Linked DNA regions of Homo sapiens: region 1 is linked to region 2. A link is a loop called in an ENCODE intact Hi-C map of the cell type or tissue named here. Cell type or tissue: GM12878. All regions are shown on one strand.

Region 1 (8,000 bases), 290 kb before region 2:
AATACCAATGACTCACCAAAGAGATTTACACCATTTTACTCTTCTGACAACAATGAGAGCACCTATTTCCCCATATTCTTCAGTGTTATGTATTATCAAACTTTAACCTTGGTCAATCTGATAGGTAAAAAGTGACACATTTTAATTTAAAATGTTCAAAGTATGAATGAGGTTAGACTATTTAAAAGACATTTGTTTACATTCTTTCTATGAAATACCAAATTTTTATTGAGTTTTTGCCTATTAGTAAGAACTTTTTTTTTTTTTTTTTGAAACGGAGTCTTGCTCTGTCGCCCTGGCTGGAATACAGTGGCGCGATCTTGGCTCACTGCAACCTCTGTCTCCTGGGTTCAAGCGATTCTCCTGCCTCAGCCTCCTGAGTAGCTGGTACTACAGGTGTGCACCACCACACCCGGCTGATTTTTGTGTTTTTAGTAGAGACAGGGTTTCACCATGCTGGCCAGGCTGGTCTCGAACTCCTGACCTCAGGCGATCCTCCTGCCTCGGCCTCCCAAAGTGTTGGGATTACAGACGTGAGCCACTGTGCCCAGCCAGAACTTTTTATATATTAAGGTTCTTGGTCCTTAATTGATGTTATATGATGTGAATATGTTTTTCTAGGTTTGCCAATTATCTTTTTACTTTGTATTGTTCCATGTTACCTCATAGTACTTTTTACAGTTTTGGTTTTTTATTTGCCATAAAAAAAAAAACAGGGATATAGTTTTATTTTACCAAATGACTGGTTAATTGTCTTTGTAGTTTTGATTAACTGGTATCTTTAATTTAAAATGCCATTATCATATATTAAATTCTAGTATATATTTGAATCTATTCCTTGCCAGTTTTTCTGGATGTTTTCTGATTTTTATTTTTCCACATGATCTTTAAAATCAGATAATCTAAATCATCCTGCAGTTTTGTTGACAATTTTATTGATGGTCATATTAAATTTATTTTAACCCTTTCTGAAATGTTATTTTTAACTTTTTTCCTTAGACTTTAAGTTTTGCTTATTTTCTGAACCTTTATCTTTGTGGGAGAATGGAAATTAATTTAACAAAACAGTTATTTGACTTGTTATATTACATGCAGTTATATGATACAGAATCATGTGATAAAGGATAAGGCAAGAGTCACTGTACTGTGATTATGTATTCATAGTTCACTGCATTGAAAGAAAAACTAGCATCTTATTTTTGGTAATACTTCAAACTACCTGGTCAAGAGTAGAGTAAATGCCAGAAATGGGAGGAAGATAGCTCTGTTCACTTAGAAACCAGATAGAATTCCATATTCCCTGTTATTTTTAAAAATTACACATATATGAAATAATATTCATATCTCTCCTAAGCAAAATATGGTGGGGGTTTCAGAATAGTTTTACATTTACAGAAAAATCGAGACGATAGTACACAGGGTTCCCACATTCCCCCACCATTTCCCCTATTATTGACATGTTACAATAGTATAGTACTTTTGTTATAAATGAACCAATATTGATACATTGTTATTATTAACCAAAGTTCATTCTTTATTCATAATTCTTTAGTTTTTCCCTAGTGTCGTTTTTATGTATCAACATAGTTTACATTTAGTTATCCTGCCTCCTGAGGCTCCCCTAAAGAGTTTGGAAGTTTGACCTAGTGCTTTTTTTGTTTTTTTTTTTTTGAGACAGGGTCTTGCTCTGTCCCCCAGGCTGGAGTGCAGTGGCGTGAACATGGTTTATAGCAGTCTCGACCTCCTGGGCTTGAGCGATCCTTCTGCCTCAGCCTCCCAAGTAGCTGGGACCACAGGCACGTACCACCATACCCAGCTAATTTTTCGAATTTTTGTAGAGACAAGGCCTCACTTTGAGCCCAGGCTGGTCTCAAACTCCTGAGCTAGAGTGATCCTCCCACCTCAGCCTCCCAAACTGGTGGGATTACCAGAATGAGCCACTGCACCTGGCCTCGATTTAAGTTTTTTAACATGAAAAAAAGTCCTTAATATATAATTTTTCTAAAAGCCAGAAAATGTAAATGGAGTAGACAGTTTAGAAGTATATTGATGTTTTAACTTCTATATTCATTTCTCTTCTGCATTCCAGGCACTTTGTGAGTGTGCCCTCCAGACTCCTTATGACAGCTTAAAACTAGGGATGTTGTCTGTCCTTTCCACACTATCAGGGACCATCGCCATCAAACATTACTTCAGTATAGTTCCAGGTAAGGAAAAGACAGGAGATACCATATAAATAATGTGCTAACTCCTTTATCCATATTTATGTTTCAGGTTGTTTCTTCTATAAAGCTTTAACATCAGGGAAAAAAATCTCATACTCCATTGCATGCTAGTGATTTATTTGAACATGATTTCTTAACTAATGCCTATGATAACAACATCTCGCATCCTTGATCTTAAGTCAATAATATATTTTTCTAGGTTTGTCCTTTTTTTTTTGAATTATATGTGGGTGAAAATATTTTTGAGGATGCTTAAAATAGTTGGTTTGCTTTTGTGTATCTCTGACTCAAAGTGCCCTTTGAATTTAAGTACATTTCAAAGGTCAAGTAGTAGTGAGTTTTAAAAGCAAATGTCATATGCTTCCTTTTAGGTGCATATTATTTCTCTGGAAAACAATTAAAATAAAACTTGACTCCAGCCCAATAACACTTTCCTAGTTACCTATTCAAGATGATTAACTCTAAAATGCTTTCATTAATGCCCGGTAAGGAGCTTGCTTACCTAACAGACTTAAAGCTAAACTTTTTTGTCATTTTGGGTTTTTTTTTGTTGTTGTTGTTGTTTTGTTTTAAGACAGAGTCTCACTCTGTTACCCAGGCTGGAGTGCAGTGGGGGGATCTTGGCTTACTACAACCCCCACCTCCTAGTTTCAAGAAATTCTCTTGCCTCAGCCTCCCGAGTTGCTGGGACTACAGGCGCCCGCCACCATGGCTGGCTAATTTTTGTATTTTTAGTAGAGATGGAGTTTCACCATTCAGCCCAAGCTGGTCTGAAACTCCTGGCCTCAAGTGATCCACCCACCTTGCCCTTTCAAAGTGCTGGGGTTACAGGCATGAGCCACTGTGCCCAGGCTGGTTGTTTTGTTTTAATGCAAGTTTTGCGGAACCTCTATTGCTTCCTTTTGTAGTCAGTTAGTTTGAATTAAAGAACTGTAATGTACATTTGTTTGTCCCTTTTATGGCCGCATAGTATATGATACTTTCTAGGTGTAGGGAATTCCCTGCCACGTAAGTCTTAATAGGAAGCTAAAAAGACCTGATACTCCGTTGTCACACCTCCCTTCCAGCTAGTGTGCTTACATGTGGCTTGGACTCAACTAATCATTTCCATGCCACAGACTGAATTGGGAGCCAGTAACAACAAGAAAGTAGGGATATGAGAGAATGGGGATATGGTGATGTAGCAATGACAGAGCAACATTTGTTTCCAGAATATACTCTAGCAGTGGGTGTTTGCTATGTCTGGTACCCTGTAACAGAAGTTAAGCTGTGACATGAAATAATCAGTAACAATGGCTGCTGTGTCCTCACTGGACTAATTCCATGCATGGTCTTTTGGGCTGTGGTCTTGGTTGCTCCCTGGCGTTTTTCTTATTTATTTTCTGACCTTGTTTTTCTATTAGTTTTGCAGGCTTTCCAGTGATTCTCTGAAGTACATTATCAGTTATCTATTGCTACATAACAAAATCACCCCAAACCGAGTAGCTTAAAACCATGACCTTTTTATTTGCTCTAATTATGTCAATCAACCATTTTGACTGTACTCAGGTGGGCAGTCCTATTGGCCTCACTTGGGGTCACTTGTGTGATTATGGTCATGTATGACCAGGATTGGATGGTCTAAGACGGCCTCATTCACATGCTAGAAATTGAAAGGCTTTCTGCTGAGGCACCTTAGTTTTTATCCATGTGACTCTTGGTGGGCTAACTTGGGTTTGTTTTCAGGATGTTGGTTGGAGCCAAAAGAAAGCAAGCCACCAACACAAAAGCATTTGTCAACCTTTTGCTTGCAGCCTGTTTTCCAATGCTTTATTGGCCAAAGCAAGTCACATGGAATTGGAAGATCACATGGTAAAGGAGCATGTCCACAAGGGATGTGAGAAATTATCACAGCCTTCTTTATAAACAACGTACCATATACCTAGGGTGCTTTCAATGTATTCTTTTTCTGCATAAATCACCCAGTGTGTTTCTTAGCTTGCAGTTAACATCCTTCACCAACATTGCACTTTGAAAGAGCTGTGATAGACAAAGTCTTAATCATATAATAGATGAGAGCTTTCCCATACAAGTAGCCTTTCAAGTGAGGCATATGCAAAGGAGTTTATAAGTATTGAAACTGAGACTCACAAAGGTTTGACGGTATGTCCAAAGTTCACATAGTTGTGAAGTGTCTGAGCCTAGGCCTGAACTCAGCGGTCTGACTCAGAATTCTCTTTTTTGTACCAAACTGACTTACATGCACAATAACTTTCTTTTTCTTTATTTTTTAATTCCAAAGACATGTATTAGCATTATGTTGGGTTATAATACTTAAACACTTTTCAAGCTAGGTATTTGTCCTTTTATTGAAGTTTGTTAATTTTGGCTTATATATGGAATTAAGCAAAGGCTTAAATAAATAGATAATATTTATAAAAAATAAAATCAAGGATTTTCCAAAGTTACATTATTTCCATAAATAATGGTAAATCTTTATTTCCGTTTATTATGTTTTTTCAATGTAGCCAAAAGTAGTTTAAAAAGCAAACTTAAATTTAGTATGTCTAAATCATCACTAACAAATGGCTCAAATATATAAGATGTTCAATATCAGACATATTTAAGAAAAAGGCACCTTAAAACAACACTTGAAATAATTTTAATCCATCAGATTGGCAAGGATTTAGAAGTTTGATAAACATGGTGTGTTGACAAGGGTGTGGGTAAGCAGTCATTACTGCTGCGAATATAAATTATTAAACTTGTACATAGATGATTTGGAAATACTCATTAAATTACAGATAACCCAGACTTTCCACTTCTAGGAATTTATCTTATTTACATAGTCACACATTGAGAAATGGCATATATACAAGATTATTCTGAGCACCATTTTATATAATAGCAAAATATTATTTCTTAGTAGAGGATGTAATAGCATTAAAAGATCATCAATAGAGGACTCAAAGAAATTATGACACATCACTGCAATAAAAATCAATGCAGTTTACTAAAAAGAAAATATGGCACGGAGCAGTCTCCATGATACAATATTTAAAGAGAAATAAAACAAGATGGAAAACAGTATGTGAAAAGGAAAAAGAAAGAAAGGAATAAATGTGCTTGTAAATTTATGGACTCTGGAATGATACACAAGAAGCTGATAACATTGGGTGGGGGAGGAAAACTTTTCTCTCACTAGCCTTTTACCATTTTCTACTCTTTGTTGTACCTTGTAAGCCTTGTGAGTTTATCTTAGAAAATCATTACTAAATAAATAAAAATTAAATTAAAAATAATCTTATTCCTAGAAAACATAGGAAAAGGCTCAGAAATATTAGATTTTAAAAGCAGAATATTGGCCAGTATCTACATATCCTGATTATATGTGAGTTTTTAAATTGTACTGTTGTACATAGGGGGAAAAAGATTTAAAAGAAATATTTCAGAAAATTAACAGTAAGGTCATGCTGGTTTGTGAAATTTGGTATGATTTTTGTATTGTTCTTTGGATTTTTCTGGGTTTTTTTTCTGAGTTTTCTATGGTGAGTGTTGGTAGGAATAAAACAAAGAAAAAACAAGTTATAAAACATGTTTGTAAATTTATAGATGACTCCGCATTGTCCATATCACATGGACAAAAAGAATAGAGGAAATACAATTTCCACAGTTTTGAAAAAATAAAGATATAGTTTCATCTTTCTAATGTTTTGCCTAACTTAAAAACACTGAAGGGGCCAGGCATGGTGGCTTACACTTTGGGAGGCTAAGATGGGAGGATCTTTTGAAGCCAAGAGTTTGAGACCAGCCTGAGCAACAAAGCAAGACCCATCTCTACAAAAAAAAATAACAAAATTAGCCAGGTATGGTGGCATGCACCTGTATTCTCAGCTACTTGGAAGCTGAGGTGGGAGGATCGCTGGAGTCCTGGAGTTTGAGACTATAGTGAGCTGTGATCTGTAGTAGGCCATGATCGCACCACTGCACTCCAGCCTGGGCAACAGAGTGAGACTCTGTCTCAAAAAAAAAACAAAACAAAACAAACAAAAACCCAAAAAACACTGAGGCTCTCTCTTAAACTTGTATTATATTAAACCAGAAATCAACAAAGTGACCATAGGTCCCATGTCACCACAGATATTCATGGTTTATGTCTATTGTAATTCTTAGTAGCGTCTCTTTCAGCCTCAAAAAATACGGTCACCCTTGGTATGAGAAACAAAGTTGAAGTTGACGAGAATCATGGAAAAATAAGCAGAGGAAAAGAAGACAGGAATGGGAGACTCTTTTAAGTAGTTGAACAAGCCCTAATCTCCTTGTTTTCTTGAAGCTTATTCAGTTATAACTGAGGGCTTCTCTACTGTAAATTACAATAGTTACAACATGAACCTTGCATTCCAGAATTTCAAATGTGAATTTTAAAAATTGCTGCAATCTATAGCATGGAATTTAAGGTATAAAGCAGAAGAGTATAATAACAGGGGCATTAGAACATGACTGATAAGTTTTATGAACTTAATGGCAAGATTCTTAAAATTTTGGGGCTTTGGGCTTTGATTCCACCTGTAAAAATAGGGTGTGTTAAATCAGATGATCCCAAAATTCTTTCCAGCTCTACAATCACGAATTCATATGAGGTATAAATGTGTGTCAGCAATCTGAGATGGAAAAAAAAAGCAAATTTAAATTTTTTTCTCTTTTCTCTCCTATCTTGAAAGTATGGTTTTGTCTGACAAGAGGCCTATAATGATACCTGTTTTAATCAGAATTCATTTGAACTCTTAGGATAGTTGTTTTGGCTTTTGTACTGTTAGTCAATTTTTATTAATATTTTTTAAGAAATTATACGTTGATTTTAGATCTTAGTCATTACGAAACTGTTGGCACATACCTATTTCAAGTACCTTAATGGAGAGAAATGCTGATATGTATTGATAGTGGGATTGTGGTAGGAAATTTTGTTGAAGTTTATTGTTAGAGACTTTTCTCAAAAATTAAGAAAATTGAACCTATGAGCTGAACTGCTTTTGAACTATTTGAATTACAATTTCTACTACTTTTCTCTGCTTTTTTAGGAAATGTGAGTTCTTCTCCCAGATCTTCTGATTTAGTCAAATTAGCCCAAGAGTGCTGTTACCATAATAACAGGGGCATTGCAGCTCATGGAGTTAGAGTCCTAACTAATATAACTGTTTCTTGTCAAGAAAAGGGTAAGTTTGATCAGGACTGATATTACGTATAAACTTTGGTTTAGACCTTGGACAGAATTCTGTTTGATTTTTTTTTAATCCCTTATTTTTAGCCTGTGTGCCTTGATCTACAAATTGACTCCTTTCAAAGTGTTCTTAGAGCATGTGTTCTTAAGACTACTTTATCCTTGTGAAAAATAATAAAGAGATGAAGACCTTGGGAGTGGAATTGAAAGGTTTTATGGAGCATTGCCCATTTCCTTCCACTGCTTACCTTTGCATATATGGTGCATATATGGTGGATAAAGATTGCTTAGGACTCTACCCCTTTTGTATAAGGTGGTATGTTCACTTATACAAAAACCTAGAAAATTTACTTAGGTTCTCCAGGGACTTAAATAACAAATAGTTTCACCTAGAGGCAAGTGAATTCACAGACCAATGTGAATTAAATTTTCACAGAATTTACTCTAGGTATATGTGGCATTAAACTGACTTGCATAATCAAGGAGGACATGCAAGGAAAATAATGCACATATTTTGTTGTCTACCTAACATCTTTTGACTTGTGTTCAAGAACAAGAAATGCATTTTGGATATTCCA
Region 2 (8,000 bases):
AAAGTCATGAAGATAGAGACCCCCTCCCCGCACACTCTGTTTCGCTGGTGACTGTCCGCCTGTGACCCTCTGCTCACCTCACTCTACCCTGCAGGCTCCCCTCCACCTGCCCCTCCAGACACCTCCTCCTCACTCACCTCTGTGGCTTCCACTGTCATTACCTGTTGGTGACCCCAGATCTCTAATGTCTTCTTCCCAGATCATCTATCCATTGTCTACAGGAGTTTCCAGTCAGAAGGCTGCAGGAATGACATCCTCCTCCCCAGACCTGCTCCTCCCTCCTCCTTATCGCAAGTTACATTATTCACTCGCCTGGTTGCTTGTCCAGACAACTGAAGTTCAGAGAGGTTAAAACACTTGCCCAGAGGCACACAACTAGTGAGTTATGGTAAAGCAGAGATTTGGACCCAAGTCTGACTGTTTGCAAAGCCCATACTAGTGCCAGCATGCTGTGCCGCCTTACTGATGAGGTGAGCACGTCAGCTCCTTTCCACACCTCATGCTATTCCAAGCGCTGGCTCTATACAAGGTAATCGAACTGACAAACCAAAACTACCCATTTGTGATGTGCCAAGCTGTGTTCCAGGTGTTGGGATCCCAAGTTGTCTAAGACACAGTCTTGCTCTCTAAGACTCAGAGAGAAAAAAAAAAATTGATCATGGCCATTTAGTGTCTTCCGTGCTTTGACAGAGGTAAGTACATGTGCTTGTGCTCAGGGAACACACGTAAGAGCACCACCTACCTCGCACCTTGGGGATCAGGGAAGGATCCCCAGGAGGTGAGCCGTGAGTTGGGTTTTGAAGGTCAAGTAGGAGTTAGCCAGAAAACAAGGTCTTGGGTAGATGAGAAAAACAGTTTCTTTACACCCACACAACATTTCTGACACCAGAGGTCTGGGTTATTTCCCCCAGTGACCAATTCTCCAACACCAACTGGGTGTCCTACAATTTAATTCTGACACTATCAAGCTGCAGCTCCTGTCAGATCCCACACTTTCAGGGCTCAGTCCCACCAGACTGCCCCCATTGCAGATGCCAATGGCAAGTCTGGGTCTCAGGTATTTCTGACCAAACAGCTATAAGTTAGCGGTTCCAATGGCCCCCTCCCTTGGGCTCAATAATTTGCTAGAATGGCCCACAGATTCAATGGCCCACAGATCTCAGAGAAACACTACATTTACCAGCTTATTATAAAGGACACAACTCAGGAACAGTTAGATGGGAGATGGATAGGGCGAGGTAGGGGTGGGGCAGGGGGTAGGGCTTCCACGTCCTCTCTGGGCACCCACCCTCCAGCACCTCCATGTGTTCTGTAGTCTAGAAGCTCATCAGATCTCACTGTTCAAGAGTTTTCACAGACCTCAAAATCCAGCACCCAACTCCCATTCCCAGAGGCTGAAGGGTGGGTGGGGCAGGTGAGGGTGCAGTTTGAAATAATATATATTGATGATGCTCCAGCAGTTTTAAGCAAAATCTTGAGCCATTTATGTCCAGAATTTTTGACAAACAAAACCAGACAAAACAACCAATCCCACAAAACAAAACTAAACAAAACTAAACAAAAACCAACCAGCCAAACAACCAAACCCAACCAAAAAACCCTAGAATTCATTGTTTTGCGATGCACTGTCACACTGAATCATGCCTGTAACTGATGTTCTAGAAGAGTTCAGTTTCCTCTAAGGGTAATCAGTTATGTGATAAAGAGGTGTTAAATACTTGGTGATGATTTAAAATCCAATCTTAATTTGGTCCCACCTTGAGATCTGTTCATCTTTTTTTTTTTTTTTTTTTTTTTTTTGAGACAGAGTCTCGATCTATCTCTCAGGCTGGAGTGCCGTGCAGTGGTGCAATCTTGGCTCACTGCAGCCTGGACCTTCTAGGCTCAAGAGATCCTCCTTCCTCAGCTCCCCTGAGTAGCTGGGACCACAGGCATGTGCTACCCCATCCAGCTAATTTTAAACTTTTTTTGTAGAGACAGGGTCTCACTATGTTGCCCAGATTGGTCTCGGACTCCTGGGGTCAAGCGATTCTCCTGCCTGGGCCTCCCAAAGTGCTGGGGAGATCTGTTCATTCTTTTTTTCTTTTCTTTTCTTTTTTCTTCTTCTTCTTTCCTTCCTTCCTTCCTTCCTTCCTTCCTTCCTTCCTTCCTTCCTTCTTTCTTTCTTTTCTTATTGAGACAGGGTCTTGCTCTGTCACCCAGGCTGAAGTGCAGTGGCGCGATCTGGGCTCACTGTAATCTCTGCCTTCCAGGTTCAAGCAATTCTTCTGCCTCAGCCTCCCGAGTAGCTGGGACTACTGGTGCACGCCACCATGCCCGGCAAATTGTTGTATTTTTAGTAGAGACAGGGCTTCACCATATTGGCCAGGCTGGTCTCGAACTCCTGACCTTGTGATCCGCCCACCTCTGCCTCCCAAAGTGCTGGGATTACAGTCATGAGCCACCACACCCGGTGATCTGTTCATTCTTAATGGAAAAATGCTTGATACTTTATAAGCCAAATGGTGACACAATTGGCCCTATTTTAGTCCAACAGGGAAAAAGGCAAAAATTATACATTTCAGCAGACCTGGTACATTTGATAGCTTAAACTGACATAAAAATTGTCTTCTAAAACTAAGATAAAACAAAATGGGGATAGTGATACTTCCTCATGGAGTTGTGGGAAGGGTGGAGTGAGATTCATGTGCAAAGAGTTTGCACAGTGCCTGGCACATCAAGGACATTGATGGGTGAGAGTCCCCAGTGTTGGGACCATTGCTGGGGTGGGAGTGGCCTGTGCCTCCAGCAGGGAAGAAGGGCAGATGAGCTTTCCGGAACGTACTCCTCAGAACCTGGGTCCTAAGTCTGTTTGCACGCATGTGCCCTGCGTGTATTCTCTGCCGGGGCATTAGCGGACAGGGACCCTTCTCCACATGAAAGCACTCGGGGAATCACGGCTTGCTGAAGCCAGAGCACAAGGCGGAGATCACCTGCACCAACCCATCCTACATGGAAAGGACAGCTGAGTCCCGAGAGGGCCGTAGGGTCACAACTTCCTAGGAAGCCGGGGCTGGAGCCAGGCCCCCTGCCTGCCCTCTCTGTCGCTGTGCCCCGCTCTGTGCTCCACAGGCAGCTCCTCAGCCGCAGCGCCTTCAGTTCCATCTGGTCTAGAGGGAAGGGAGTGCGGGTCGCCCGGCCCCTGGAAGCTCACCTCTAAAGCCCCAAGGGCACCGTAGGGGAGGCTGTGTCCACAAAGGCTCCTAGGAGGAGCTTTCATGACACTTTATGAGAAAAAGTCCCACAGTCCTGCACTGAGCCTTCACCTCACCTGAGCTCTTCTCAAAGTCAAGTCATAGCGGGCGGGGGACGGGGGGCGGGGGGCGGAAACTGAAGTGCAGAGTGAAGGGCTCTGAGAAAGCACTCCCAGGCCTGGGCCAACAGGCCCCGTGGCACCTTCGGGAACATCTCTGTGCATGAAAAGCTGCAGTCTGCTGTTACTGTTTCAGTAACGGGGTCAATATTTCTATATCCGGACACTGCGCAGTCTCTAGGCCTCCCGAGGGTTTGAGTTCTCCGGAGTCCAGACTCATAAACCACACCTCCCTCCCTCTGCAAAAAAGAGCGTGCGGGTCCAGGTAGGTGAGCGGCGGCGCTGTCCCTTCAGCTCCAGGAGGGAGAGGGCGCCCCCACCTGGTTACAGGCAGCATGGCAGCGAGAGGCCAGGGCTGAACGCGGCGCAGGATCCTCTCCTGGTGGCCTTGTCCCTGGGTGCCCCTCAGAACCACCCGGGGACATCCCCAAATTACAGAAACCTGGACCCTCACCACAGACCCTGAATCAGGAAGTATGAGGTGTGCCCCAGGCATTTTAAAACAACAACAACAAGCTCTATAGAGCTTCTGATAAACACCCAAGTTGAGAACTGCAGGGTATTAAGATCAGAAATGAGGTGTCAAAAATAACTTCTAGCTAACAATAGTTAAGGTGCCAACACCTGTGAATCATTTGTCATTATATGCAAATTAGAGGCCCGTGGCAGTGGCTCACGCCTGTAATCCCAGCACTCTGGGAGGCTGAGGCAGGAGGATCACTTGAGCTCTGGAGCTTGAGACCAGTCTGGGCAACATGGTGAGACCCCGTCGCTACTAAAAATAAAAGCGAATTAGCCAGGCCTAGCAACGAGTGCCTGTAGTCCCAGCTACTGGAGAGGCTGAGGTGGGAGGATTGCTTGAGCCTGGAGGTCAAGGCTGCAGTGAGCTGTGATTGCTCCACAGCACTCCAGCCTAGGCAACACTGAGATCTTGTCTCAAAAAAAAAAAATTTCATATATATATATATATATATATATACACACACATATAAAAAATATAATGTATATATATAATATAATGTGTATATATAGAGATACACACACACACATATATATATATGTATGTATAATTAGAGCAGATATGAGGCCATTCCTCTCTTTCCCTTGCATTCTCAGAGAGAAAAGGCCTGTGTGGGGGCTCTGCTGGGTGCCCTACATGCCTGCAGCCCTCCTGAGCCTTGTTGGAGACTATCACTGATCTCTGCCCCAGTTAGGATGGTTTCAAATTGGTCTAGTCTAGTGCTTTACTGGCTTCCCAAAAGCTTTGGGCTAAGTTCAAATGGGGGACTCCCCTGGAAGTGTGCCTCAAAAGCAGATGTCATCCACACTGTGTTTCTCAGCAGGAAGTCTCCCCACCAGCACAGCTGTTCTCCACTGTGACAAGCATAGGAGCCCCCAGGGACTGTGCTGAAGAGCAGATTCTGATGAGCAGGGCCGGGTGGGGCCTGAGAGTCTGCATGTCTAATAAGCTCCCAGGGGACACCTTGTTGCTCTCCAAGGACCACATGTGAGGGTCTACACCACTTACTGACAATACTGCTCTAGCTATGACCAGCTGGAAAGGCTTCTGAAGAGGAGCTTCATAGCTAAGCTGACCAACCCTCTTGGTTTTCTTGGGGCTGAGAGGTTTGCCCAGACTTGAAACCTGGGATGGTCCCAGGGAGACCAGAATTCTTGGTTACCCTGTGCACAGCTGTGGCCCAATACAATTAGTTTAGGTAAAGCCTTGACATAGACGCCTGAGAAAGGCTCAAGAATGCTTACAAAGAAACAAACAAGGCATTGTAAATCAATCTAGTGTAGAAAAAATACTCTTAAAGCACCGAGGGAAGGTAGATTAAATTCAAGGTCATCATGAAACTGAGCTTCTTGAGAGCTGAGTTCTGAGTGGGATGGGATAGAAAAGGGATTAGGGAATGATCTAGGTTGGGATGAAGGAAAGGGCTCCCATTGCTATACATGCCCGCTTTGGTTAGCGCTGATTTCATGAAAAGCCAGGTTCATCTGAGTTGTCAGAACCTACAAATCATATTCAAGTGTGTGCTGTCATATTTGTATTAAATTCCTGTATCTATATATTTTAGGTCACTTTCTCTCCCCAAAAGCCATGGCAGTTAACCTGGCCCTAAACCTAAGTTGCCCTGGCCTCCCTGCCCAGGTGCCTTCTAGAGAATGTCACATAATGCAGTGGTTTAATGGACTTCCCTGGTGACCACAGCCCTGGTCTGGATGTGGTCCTGTCTGCCCTGCCATGTGCCATGTGACCTAGGTAGAAAGGGAGTCAGTGTCTACCTGTCTGTGCCTGTCCTCCTGCCCTTACAGGGATGGCTGAGGCATGAGGGCTCTGACAGCCCTGGAGACACACAGAACCTCACCAATATGGAAGAGTCTGGGAAAACCTTGGGGCCACCCTGAGAAGGCACTTCACAACAAAGACTGCACACAGTACTTTTTGGAGGGCAGCCATATTCTGGCCTATGGGTTTGGTTCCTAGAACTCGAAGTATGTGGGTTTCCTGAGTGTGTAAAATCCTGAGAGATGGTAATAAACCACACCCTTTGGGATGAGGTACAGAGAGCCTTCATATTTATAAAATATATGAGGCCAGGCATGGTGGCTCACACCTGTAATCCCAGCACTCTGAGAGGCCAAGGTAGAAGCATTGCTTGAGCTCACGAGTTTGAGTCCAGCCTGGGCAACATAACGAGAGCCTGCCTCTACAAAAATAAAATAAAATAAAAAGTTAGCTGGGCATGGTGGTGTGTGCCTGTGATCACAATTATTCAGGAGGCTGAAGTGGGAGGATTGCTTGAGTATAGGAGTTTGAGGCTGCAGTGAACTATGATTGCACCATTGCACTCCAGCCTGGGCAACAGAGTGAGACCGTGTCTCAATTAAAAAAAAAATATATATATATATATATATATGTATGCATGTATATGTGTGTGTATATATATATATATACATATGTATGTATGTATGTATGTGTGTGTGTGTATATGTATATATGTATATATACCGCTTTATTTCTTTAGCAGTGGTTAAGATTTGAACTTTGGAATCAGGCAGAACTGTAGGTCCAGCTCTGGCATTTTCTCACCCTCTAGAGCCTGGGTTTCCTCATCTGTAAAATAGAGATGGTAACAGTGCCTCCTCTTCGGGGCCTCTGGGCCTTGGCCGTCACACAATGCTCCTCCAAGAGCAGCTATGTTATCACTACTCTTATCTCACAGACAGCTGGAGGAGGGTCACGGGGGCAGCGGGCGCTCTGCAGGAGGCCTCCTTTAAGGGCAGTTGTCATTAGCACGCTGTTAGCAATGGGAAGCTCCAAGATGCTGCCAAACCACTTGAAAAGATGTGTTAGAAATCCCCATTTGGTAAAGAACAAAATTCTCAGTTCACAGAGCTTAGTCAATGCTTTTGTTGTCATTGTTGTTAATAAATGCTTTATTTTTGAAGAGTTTTAGATTTATAGAAAAGCTATAAAGATAGTACAGAGTTCCCATTTCTCACAGGGGTCCTGCACTGGCTCCCTGCTGGGGCGGGCTTGCAGTAGTCCAGTGGTTCAGTTTTGGTCTGGCTTCCTTTTTTCTGTGGTGACTGTCTAGCCCACAAGCTGAGTTATGGAGATGCTGCAGCTTTTCTGTTTGTAAAAATGACCTTGATCCCCGCCTACACTCGTTTCCTCTGTGTGCACAAACACACATGTGCACAGGCCCACCCACAGCATGCGGTCATGCAGTGTGAGGAGCACACCCACTGAGCTAGGCTCAGGTGACCCCTGACTGCTACCCCTTGCAGACCCAAGGTCGATCAGAGCCCCTGCAGAGGAAGCACTGTTACCATCTCGTGGCTTCTGGATGGTCCAGAGGGGGCTTTCTTGGAGATAAGTGAGCCAGACCTCCAAGAATCTGTAGGGTGGGTGGGCACATTTGGGTGTTCTCTTTTGCAGATGAGAAGTATTCATGGTGGCCTGAGGCTTGAGGCTTAAACACTATGAGCCTCAGTTTCCTTTTTTGGAAAATGGGAATAAACCAATGCTTCAGTCCTGGGAATGTGGTGAAGAGTGAAGGAGAAGCATGAGTAGCACCGGGCCTGGCACGGATGAGTGCGGTGCTTTTATCATTCCAGCTGTGTGGACCACACCAGCCACACCAGGTGGACATGTGGCCTCAGCTCACCAGATTCTCCTGCCCTCTGCCTCTGCCCAGGGTGGAGGGGAGTGAAGGCAGTGCCACAGCCCGGTACAGACCTGAATCATTGTATGCTTGACAGGCTCCAAGGCCTCCTTAAGTTAGGTCTTCACTCTGTGTACCATGACATTCCTCCAGAAAAACAAAAGTGCAAAGAACATCTTCTAATTTAAAACATGTTTTATGGTCGGGCTTGGCGGCTTATGCTGTAGCAGGATGAGCCGCAGACAAAAGTCCTCAAACTCTGAATTAAAGAAGGAAGGGGTTTATTCGGCCGGGGGCATTGGCAAGACTCCTGTCTCAAGAGCCGAGCTCCCCGAGTGAGCAATTTCTGTCCCTTTTAAGGGCTCACAACTCTAAGGGGGTGCACATGAGAGGGGCATGATTGATTGAGCAAGTGGGGGGTACGTGTCTGGGGGCTGCATGCACCGGTAATTACATCGGAACAAAACAGG

Evidence for each region. Peaks named below come from ENCODE experiments on the same cell type or tissue, not always from the same donor. Only the 100,000 strongest peaks of a DNase experiment are listed, where the experiment ranks them.
Region 1: it touches region 2 in a loop (3-fold over the local background); 2 of 110 quality-filtered maps call a loop at or near these places.

The regions. Positions count from the first base shown.
Region 1 is chr1:211,982,093-211,990,092 of GRCh38, reverse strand. It overlaps INTS7 (integrator complex subunit 7), which reads left to right. Exons shown (of 20, transcript NM_015434.4): 8 at 2,090-2,207; 9 at 7,283-7,417. Among named protein-coding and RNA genes, the nearest start is that of INTS7, 49 kb to the left of the region's middle. In GM12878, no CTCF peak of the experiment used is centred here; DNase peaks (open chromatin) are centred at 3,222 and 4,312; H3K27ac peaks cover 2,329 bases.
Region 2 is chr1:211,694,334-211,702,333 of GRCh38, reverse strand. No RefSeq gene overlaps it. Among named protein-coding and RNA genes, the nearest start is that of NEK2-DT, 23 kb to the right of the region's middle. RefSeq lists a silencer at 3,309-3,368 and an enhancer at 6,576-7,075. In GM12878, a CTCF peak has its summit at 3,662 (motif pointing left); DNase peaks (open chromatin) are centred at 3,603, 4,763, 6,636 and 6,973; H3K4me3 peaks cover 284 bases.